Regions from separate parts of the Homo sapiens genome. Here region 2 is linked to region 1. A link is an interaction called in ENCODE POLR2A ChIA-PET data of the cell type or tissue named here. Cell type or tissue: HCT116. All regions are shown on one strand.

Region 1 (5,000 bases):
AAGGTACATAAGGAGGAAAAACAATAAAATGCACACCTCTTATATATACTTGGGCAAAATCTAATTTGCAATTATCTTCATTTCCACTGAAAATAACATGGCTTCCACCAAAAAAAAAATGAGGCATATTTTATACAAATGCTTTCAAAGGGTGTTTTATAATGGGCAAAGGAAAGAAACGTTGTTTTAGTACTGATTTTCTTTAATTGTAAATCAAAGTGTCATCTTCGACTATCTAAAAGACAGCACTACACATGGTAAGCTTCCTTTTTCCTTTTTTTTTTTTTTAAAGGTATCTTACCAGCCCCGGCAATATCACAAAACTCCATCTCTAAAAAAAAAATACAAAAATTAGCCAGGTGTGGTGGTGCAAGCCTGTAGTCCCAGCTAACTGGGAGGCTGAGATGGGAGGATCACTTGAGCCTGGGAGGTCAAGGCTGCAGTGAGCCGTGATTATGCCACTGTACTCCAGCTGGGGTGACAGAGTAAGACCCTGTCTCAAAAAACTAAAGTATCTTAACCTGCCATTAGCAAGGATGGCACTCAAGATAACGTATATTGCAGAATCTAAATGCCCTAGTTGTGCAACATTTCCCTCCCTAGTTGTGCAACATTTGAACTTAAAGAAATCAGGTTGAAATGATGCCCGGAAGGGGAAAGATGTCACACAGGGAGACGTGGCCCAAGATTTGTGAAGGACCAGCCCACCTATTTTTCTGATGGACTTCTACTCTGTCTTTATGAGCTTCTGGTTCTTCCTTCTGGCATATCCATGATCCACATTCTTCCCATTTATTTCAAACACTTTTCTTTTTTCCTCAAACCCTAGGGTCAGAATGTAATCATAACAATTAGAAAACTTCAGTGGTGCTAGGTAACATCTATGGAGCATCTGCCACACCACAGGCATGGTGAAAAGACCTTTCCCTATATGACCTGCCTTCCACCTATGTTGTACATGAAGAAAGGGAGTCTTACTGAGGCAGAATTGGCTTGGCCAACATCACACATCTGGTAAGCAGAAGGCTTTAGTTCAGATCTGTCTGACTTCGTAGCCTGAGCATTTAATCATTAGACCATACTTTTCAGGGAAGAGACAGGGATAGCAGAAGAACGTAGAACATGAGCTCCTTGGGGAATGACACCATGCCTTGTCCATCACTGTCTCCTGCACCTATTGCCCAGCATATGATATGTGCTTGATGAATACTGTTAGATGAATGAGTGAAGGAAGGAGGGTGACCAAGAATCTGGTCTTAAACTCATTCTATCTGGGCCCAGGCAGGTGCTGTTCATTCAGCAGCCTGTAAGCATGAATCTCCACTTCTATCAATGGCTGGGCCCCAGAGAATCAGTGAGTTGTGTGTTTCCTGACATGGGTCAAGGAACACAAACCATTTGCATGCTCAGTACCACTTCAACTGGAAGAATCAACCACCTGTTATAGCTCAGCAAATATGGAGTTGGCATTTCTTTTTGTTAAATCCTTAAGACAGGAGATGAAATCCTGCTAACTCTTTCTGCCATCTCTTTCAATGAGAGCTCAAAAATTGACAATGAGTGCAGCCATAAATCCAGAGATAATATTCACTTACATATTTTCTACTTCCTCCAACCATTTCACAGGAAACTAATCCAAGCCTTGCTCTTAACTACTTTGTGTCATAAAACAAAAAACAAACAAAAAACCCCACAATTTCTTGCAGCCATTTTTGTTTGTTGATGTCTAGAGTTAAAAAAGGAATTTGCCCCAAATTCTCCATATCAAGTTGCCAATGAGTACCTCTCAATTTCAGTGAAAGGATGCCTTGAAGTATGTGAATAGATTTTAATTCAAATAGTGTTATCAAACTCCAAGTAATTGGTGCCCCACTATTATCTGTTTTGACAGAGTCGTTGGGATAAACTGATGTTAGGGAAAAGGTCTACAGTGAAACAGGGAAATTGTGTAAAAATAAATTAGGGAATGTGTGGCCAAATTTAGTCTCAGTGAGACCCACAGAAGCTGTGTGTATGTGCACATACAGTTTGGTCATGGCTTACTAATCATGACAGCATTATGTCTGTCTTTCTCTCTCTCACACATATTACACAAACAGATTCCACTGTGAAGTTTTTCTATGTAGATAGATATTACTGAAAAACCAACAGCAAAAGGTTTGTTAATTTCCACAGAGGGGTATCACGCAAACAGCAAAAACATGGGAATTGAGAAACCTAAAAAACATTTTTCTTTTAAAGATACAGTTTCACTGCAGCTCACTGGCAGTATTCATTATGTCTGTGACTCAGCTATAAAAAAGGAATGAGCAATACCTGCATCTTTGGAGAAAGTTAATCTTAAAAGCAGCTTTGATTACTTAGGAAATTACTTAGGAAGCATAGGCATTAGGGCCAGTCACACACAGATCCTGACTCTCACTACCTATCGTGGGTAAACTGCTTAACCTTTTGAAAATTAGGGTAAAATCATCTACCCAATGAGAGTGTTGGAAGGATTAAATAAGATGACTAAGGAAGCGATCTTGGTACATTCTAAGTATTCAGTACATGTCAGTACATGTCAGATGCTGTCATGATGGCAAAAGGCCAGGTCATGATGGCAAAAGGCCATTACAATAATCGCCAAACAGAGAATATTCACAAGGCCTCGAAAAGCAGCCAGCACAGAGTCAGCATTCATTTTATTGAATGATAGAATGAATTCCATATCCATGGATGACAAATAATGATACATCAGAGCAGGAAGGCAAATAAAATTACAGGAATAAATGGACCCTGTAGCCTTTCAACTAACTACAAACTCCAGACAACCTAGTCCTCTAAAGGTCCTGCTTCATGCTCATTATCTTCTTCTCATAGTTCAAACAACCCTGACAATATTAAGGGATGGCATTTTAAAATTATTCTCTAAAAGCCTAATGACTGGTTTGGTCTAAGACCCAGGGAGGCCACCCAAGAGGCCTGAGCTCATAGCATGTGGTTAAACTGCAATCTACTCCTCAAATTCGAAAGAGAAAGCAAATGAAAAAGAAGCAAGGAAAGCTAAAAAGATTCTGTAGTTGGCTGAAAAATGATCTATAGTTAGGCTTTGCCCCTATCCAAATCAGAGTGGGGCTGTTTCTTGAATGTCAGAACTGAAGTGTCTTCTTCTCTCACACTTTTCTTAGCTCATTTCCCAATCACTTTCTTGGTGGAGTCTCTCTTTGCCAAAAGGACATGCCCGTCAATCAACACACACTACTTATTTGTACCTGTCTCGACGCCCTCCCCATCACTATCTATTCCTACACCACACTGTCATTAGTGCATATTTCTAAGGTTCAAAATTTTACAAGATTCTTGTCCTATAAGAGCGATTTTCTGCTTAACACTACCAAATTGATCAGTCTGTGCTGTGTATATCAACCATTCCCTCAAGCCAGCCAAATTTGATTAAATGTACATTTGTCTATGCATTATTTTGTAACTGCAAGCCTTGCCTATGTTGTTTTCTGGCACATGTTAGGCAATTGTCTGTTTGTCAGTTATTACCTACTACATACCAGACAACAATATAGGCTAATCTATAGCTTTCATGTCTTTCAAAGGCCATGCCCATCAAGGCCCCTCTATACCATAACTGTACACTGTGGGTGCTTGGGAAGGATGGCTATTTCACTGGCTCACTATGAAATCACCAGCTATTTCACTAGCTCACTGTGAATCCAGGCACCTAAAGCTGTTGTATGTATGCAATTTCAGTAAACTGCAGCAGTCAAATTTGGGAATTGCACTGGACACAAGGTCAAACTGACCTTGTTTAACTTCACATCAATATTAAAATAATGCATCACGTAAAATAAAGGTGTATGAAAATTCTAGTTTTCAAAATCCTGACTGACCACATTTGAAACCTTATGTTTGCATAGCACGCGTTTTTTTTTCAGTACTAGATGATAGTTATTAAATGATTTAAGGTCTTATTAATACTTCCTTTCCCAGACACAGCAGGCTAGGCTAGTCAGACAAACCCCTTGCTCTCTATTTAAAACAACTAAACTTCTCAACTTAAAAAATATCCTTAAAAGCATCAGAGGTGACAAGATAGTAAGAAGCTCTCAGGATAAAAATCTAAGGGAAACTAGGAACCCAGAGACCTAAGTAGAACACCACAGCTCCTTCTGGCCCAAAGGCATCTCCACCATGAGTTAATCTGGGTTTCTGTTTTGGCAGCCCCTGGAGGAAAGGGGGAAGAATCTAGGCCCAGTGCCTACCTAATGTGGAGGATATTATAGAAGACACTGCGCATATTAAGCTGGGACCCCAAGATATAACATCCATAGGATGAGTGTGTGCCATACATAAACCCTACCTCTACCCCCAATTCTGGGAAACTTCAGGGATGGTTGCCTTGACACTAAGCAGAAGAAGAGAAAAAGGGAAAGGAAAATAACACCATGAGAAGTTGTGGTAAGAGACCCACAACTGTGATCATGACCAAGGTGGTTACGGTCATGGGGAGTTAGCCCAGGTGGGCCTGGGAGTCATGGTAAGTCATGTGCTTGGTCTGGGGTGATCCTGGGCTGGGGTATCGTCCATGCCGGACAGGAGCATAAGCATAAACTCTCTGAGAGAATCATCATCTTCCTAGGCCTCAAGATTCTCCCTCCTTAATATTTCCTAAGAACAAAGAGTAGTACACAATTAAGCACACAAGGAAAAACAGGTTCCATGAATCAGAATCAGAAACACACCCGCAAATACTGGAACTGTCAAATACAGATTGTAAAACAACTATGCTTCCCCTATGTAAAAAAATAAAAGACCACATAAAAAGTATCTGCAAAGAACAGGAAACTATGAAAACTGAACAAGCAGGTTTTTAAAAGATGAAACAGAACTTTTATAAATAAAAATATATATTAACCAAACTAAAAACTAGAAGGAGAAGATAATAAACAGAAATAGTTAAAAGGGAATTAGTGATTTGAAAGATATGTCAGATGACATCTAACATA
Region 2 (5,000 bases), 100 kb after region 1:
CACAGCACACCTAATAAGCTAAGATCTAAAATACTAAAACAAAAAATGCTGGTGACAATGACAAGCAATGGAAACTCATGCACTGTTGGTGGAAATACAAAATGGTACAACCAGTTTGGAAAACAGTTTTGCAGTTTCTGATGAGACTAAACATACTCTTATTATATGATCTGGCAATCAAGCTGCATGATTGCCAAATCATGCTAGGTATTAACCCAAATGGTTTGAAAACTTATGTTCACAAAAACCTACACACAAACATTTATAGCAGCTTCATTCATAATTGCCAAAACTTGGACACAACCAAGACGTCCTTTAATAGGTGAATAAACTGTGACTTGTTTATCTATAAGGTGGAATATTACTCAGCCATACAAAATGAATTATCAATGGATGAAAAAACATGGGAGAACCTTAAATGCATATTGCTAAAGTGAAAGAAGGAAATCTGAAAAGGTTACACACTGTATGATTCCAACTAAATGAAATTCTGGAAAAGACAAAACCATAGATATGGTAAAAAGATCAGTAGTTCCAAAAGTTCAGTGTGGGGGGAGGCATAAAGGGATAAATAGATGGAGAACAGAAGGTTTTTAGGGCAGTAGAACTATTCTGATAGTGTAATGATGGATATACCTCACTATACATTTGCAAAACTCATGGAACGTACAACACAAAGAGTGAATACTTATGTAAACTATGAACTTTAGTTAATAATAATGTATCCATTTGGCTCATCAACTGCAACAAAAGTACACTAATAAAAGATGTTAATAAAAAAGAAAATGTGAGTGTAGGGGAGTAATGTGGAAACTCTGTACTTGCCATTCATGTTCCTGTAAACCTACAACTGATTAAAACAATAATCTATTAACTCTTCTTAAAAAAAAAAAAAAGCAAGGCAGTGTGTCACCTTTTGTGTTTTTGTATCTTACTTAAGGGTCAAGATTTTTAAATGGCACCAAAGGACATTTTCATTTTCTCCAATTTCATAAGCCTGAACTGTATTATGAGGCAAACAGCTGAAATAGAAAACCACCTAATGAGAGCCTGCCTACATTTTCTATGCCTTCTTTTCTCATTAACTTCCAATATGCCTAGTTATTCATTTGTTTATTTTCATAAAGAAGGTACATTCTGTTCCACTATGAGAGAATATGAAGCGTTATTTCAGTCCCCAGGGATTTACCTGTGGAAACAGCCCTCTTCACATCCCCTTAAAGCTGGACCCAGGGCAGCTTCCAATGAGTATTCACAAGGCTGAAAATACCAACATATCAGGACTTAAATGCTAAATGCCTCTAATGAGAAAAATTTGGAATGAAAAAGACACTAAAGCCCCTGTTCTAATCTGAAGGGAAAAAAACCCATACATACTTACGTTAAAACACAAGTGAGCATAAATTCTCCCTACAAAACACCATCAACAAGCAGTTCAGCATTTCCAGCTGTTAAACAGGAAGAGCACTCAGTTCAGGACACTTAATGATTATGTGTCTATGAAGGTACATGTCACCTTACCAGTGTGGTTACAGTAGACAGTTACTTTCTTCCCTCCTCAAGATTTGGAAAAAAAAAACAAAGCGAAGCACAGTGGCTCAACGCCTGTAATCCCAACACTTTGGGAGGCCAAGGCAAGTGGATCACCTGAGGTCGGGAGTTCGAGACCAGCCTGACCAACATGGAGAAACCCCGTCTCTACTAAAAATACAAAATTAGCCGGGCATGGAGGTGAATGCCTATAATCCCAGCTACTCGGGAGGCTGAGGCAGGAGAATTACTTGAACCCGGGAGGTGGAGGCTGTGGTAAGCTGAGATCACGCCATTGTCCTTTAGCCTGGGCAACAGGAGTGAAGCTCCGTCTCAAAAAAAAAAAAAAAAAAAAAAAAAAAAAAACAGAAAAAAGAAAAAGAAAAAGAAAAAAATAGGTACTAAAAACAACAGCATTTTTGTTGTATTCAGTGACATGTAGAACTTCCTCTTGATTGTGCTTTTAATAAGCACAGTCTACCTTTTAGCTTTGAACATACTGGTACAATATTTTGAATACACAGAGATATTCTATACCAGTAGTTCTCAAAGTGTGGTCCCTGGACTAGCAACATCAGCATAACCAGGGAACTTGTTAAAAATGCAATTCAAATCCAAATCTACTGATTCAGAAATTCTGGAGGTGGGACCCAGCCTTCTGGTCTCATGAGCTCTCCAGGTGACTCTGATGCCCAGTGAAATTTAAGAGCCACTGTTCGAGATGTTCATAAATATTTTCTCATTAAGTTCCAATACGCCTAGTTATTCATTTATTTTTACAAAGAAGGTGCATTCTATTCCACTGTGAGAGAATATGAAGCGTTACTTCAATCCCCAGGGATTCAAAGTTGACTGGACTAAATTTTTGGTGAAGTCTGGCTCCAGGGAGCTCCTCGTGCTCATAATATTAGAACAGCTAGTTAAGTATTTCATCTCTTGATCCCTGCTTCCCTACCATGCAAGGGCAGGACATTCAAGTCTTCCTTTAAGTCAGGAAAAAGACACATATTTGATGCCAACTCTGAACCAAGTCTGTTTTCTCGGTTAAAAACAAAAAATTCAAAGACTCCCTCTAGAAAGAGATTGGCCCTCCCTCAACCTCCCATTTTGCACAGAAGAAAGCTGAAACTCGGAATTTTGAGTAACCAGTAACCAGTATCCAGTCCAAGATGAGTCAACCAATAAGCACACAGAGCTTCCACTCTACACTCCAAGCAAAGTGCTATAAGCGTCTTCAGAAAAAAAAAAAATAGCTATGTAATCGTGGACGAGTTATTATACCTCCATGAGCCTAATCTCCACATCTATAAAAAAAGAAGTAAAAATAGTACCTACTTCACAGACTTTATGTGAGGATTAAATGAGATAGTCTATGTAAGGCTCTAAGAATAGTGAGTGGCAGTAGCACAGCTACAATAAATGTTAACCATAATCTTTGATACTGACACCACCACCACTACAGCTATTAAAACACTACTGCCATTATCAACTGGGCATTTTTAAACCTATTACTGTTTCTCTTTACTCCTGCCTTCAGACTTTTTATACTGTCCAGACTATCACATGCAAGAGACATGAACTCATTATCTTTTGGGCTATGATGGAATTTACAAGAGATTAAACCACCAGTACTTAAGAGATGGCTATTTTATTAGCAGCTATTCCAATCATTAGACACTTAGTTTTTATTTCGATTTAGAGATGAGCTCTTACAAAGATAAACCCAATAATTCTATCAAATGTACACAGCCTTCATCCTGCAGAGCTTCTAGAAATTCAAGGAAAACAAAAGGCTTAAAAATAAGCCTGCAAACTGAAAAACTGCCTTCAGCTCCGTGCCACTGCACTAATCAAAGATAATGTGAGTCCCCCAGTTGTATAAATGGAAAACAGAAACTTTTCTCTTAGCAAATCCTTCCAGATAGATGCCTGATTGCAGCCCTTTGAAGCTGACGCAGTTGAAATCAAATTTTTTGCATGAATTATGCACTACAGCAGAACAGAAGCAAGACCACTCATAATATGCCTCATTGTGTGAGAAAGCTGAAGGCACAACTTGTACTGTGCATTTTCTGGGAAGCCAACATTCCTGAACTAGGTGAGAGGCACATGGTGAGAGGTTACTTTAGCTTCTATGGCTACACAACCCACAAGAGCTAATGGCTTCAACAACTGCACAGACTCACTCACTTGTCTTTTAGTGGCTTTGTTCCACGAACTTCCAAGTCCATTGATCTAGTCCACCATAACTGATTTTAATCCAGCTAGTAAATGGGAAATTAGCATGCATTTAAATTCATTTCAATTAAATCAAGATAAACTCAAGAAAACCTATTTTAGTTTCTAAGGTCCACTAACCATCATCATTCAAGATTCATCCAAGTCCAAATTTAAAACCTCATTTAATTTTTTCCCTAAAAGACTATGATTCAAGTTTAAATGCCATAATTTATTTCAGCACTTGTGCTCTAACTACAAATTCTACAAATCAAAATTGTTCATATTTACTGGATTTATAAGGGTTCCATAACAGAACTGTTGAAAGTCTTTGAAAAATGTTTTTAAAGATTTCCTCTGAAGTTATTCAAAAATTCAACCTAAGCTTAAATTGCTGTTTTCTAAAGGGAAATAACTTCTAAACCAAAACTACTCCTAAATCAAATGTATTCATGCTGGTACTATTTCAAATTCATCAAGACACAAGAGGATAATAGATGTTCATATTTACATAGGAATGATTTCTTAGCTCAATAAGTAAACCCACATTTGGGAGAAACAACTGGTCTTTCAGCTAAGCCATGATTTCAACGTTATTCCTACTTACATAACAGATTAAGCATTTATTTCTCAATACTAAAGTCAAAAGAAACATTGGGCATTGAAGAGCTTTATGATATTCTAAAGGCCAGCTTCAGATCTGGAGCTAATGAAGACGGGTCAGGAATTACCCAGCAATTACTTTATTCACTCTATTCAGTGTTTACACCTAGAAGCCCCAATCAGCTGCAAATGATCCGACTTGACCAGGAAATCAGAAACTTTCTGAGCACAGGCAAAAAAAAGTTGCTCAGTTGCAAAGTCAGCTTGCGGCTGATGACCTGTAACTGTCCGTTTTTTTTTGAGACGGAGTCTCCCTCTGTTGCCCAGGCTGGAGTGCAGTGGCACAGTCTCAGCTCACTGCAAGCTCCGCCTCCAGGTTCACATCATTCTCCTGCCTCAGCCTCCAGAGTAGGTGGGACTACAGGTGCCAGCCACCACGCCTGACAAATTTTTTGTATTTTTAGTTGAGACGGGGTTACACCATGTTAGCCAGGATGGTCTCGATCTCCTGACTTCATGATCCGCCCACCTCAGCCTCCCAAAGTGTTGGGATTACAGGCGTGAGCCACTGCGCCCGGCCAGCCTGGCCAACTGTCCCTCTTTCAAACCACAAGCTCCTCAAGGATCCTCTGCAGATGCCTCTCTGCGAG

Evidence for each region. Peaks named below come from ENCODE experiments on the same cell type or tissue, not always from the same donor. Only the 100,000 strongest peaks of a DNase experiment are listed, where the experiment ranks them.
Region 2: POLR2A ChIA-PET joins it to region 1 with 5 read pairs; 4 of 35 experiments call an interaction of 5 or more read pairs at or near these places.

The regions. Positions count from the first base shown.
Region 1 is chr2:168,581,502-168,586,501 of GRCh38, reverse strand. All of the region lies in intron 3 of CERS6 (ceramide synthase 6), which reads right to left. MIR4774 (microRNA 4774) reads right to left here and starts at 3,559; the gene lies at 3,484-3,559. In HCT116, no CTCF peak of the experiment used is centred here; a DNase peak (open chromatin) is centred at 2,371; H3K27ac peaks cover 715 bases.
Region 2 is chr2:168,481,064-168,486,063 of GRCh38, reverse strand. The region is part of intron 1 of CERS6 (ceramide synthase 6); the gene reads right to left. It overlaps LOC102724081 (a long non-coding RNA gene), which reads left to right and starts at 3,943. Exons shown (of 4, transcript XR_002959433.2): 1 at 3,943-5,000. In HCT116, no CTCF peak of the experiment used is centred here; no DNase peak of the experiment used is centred here.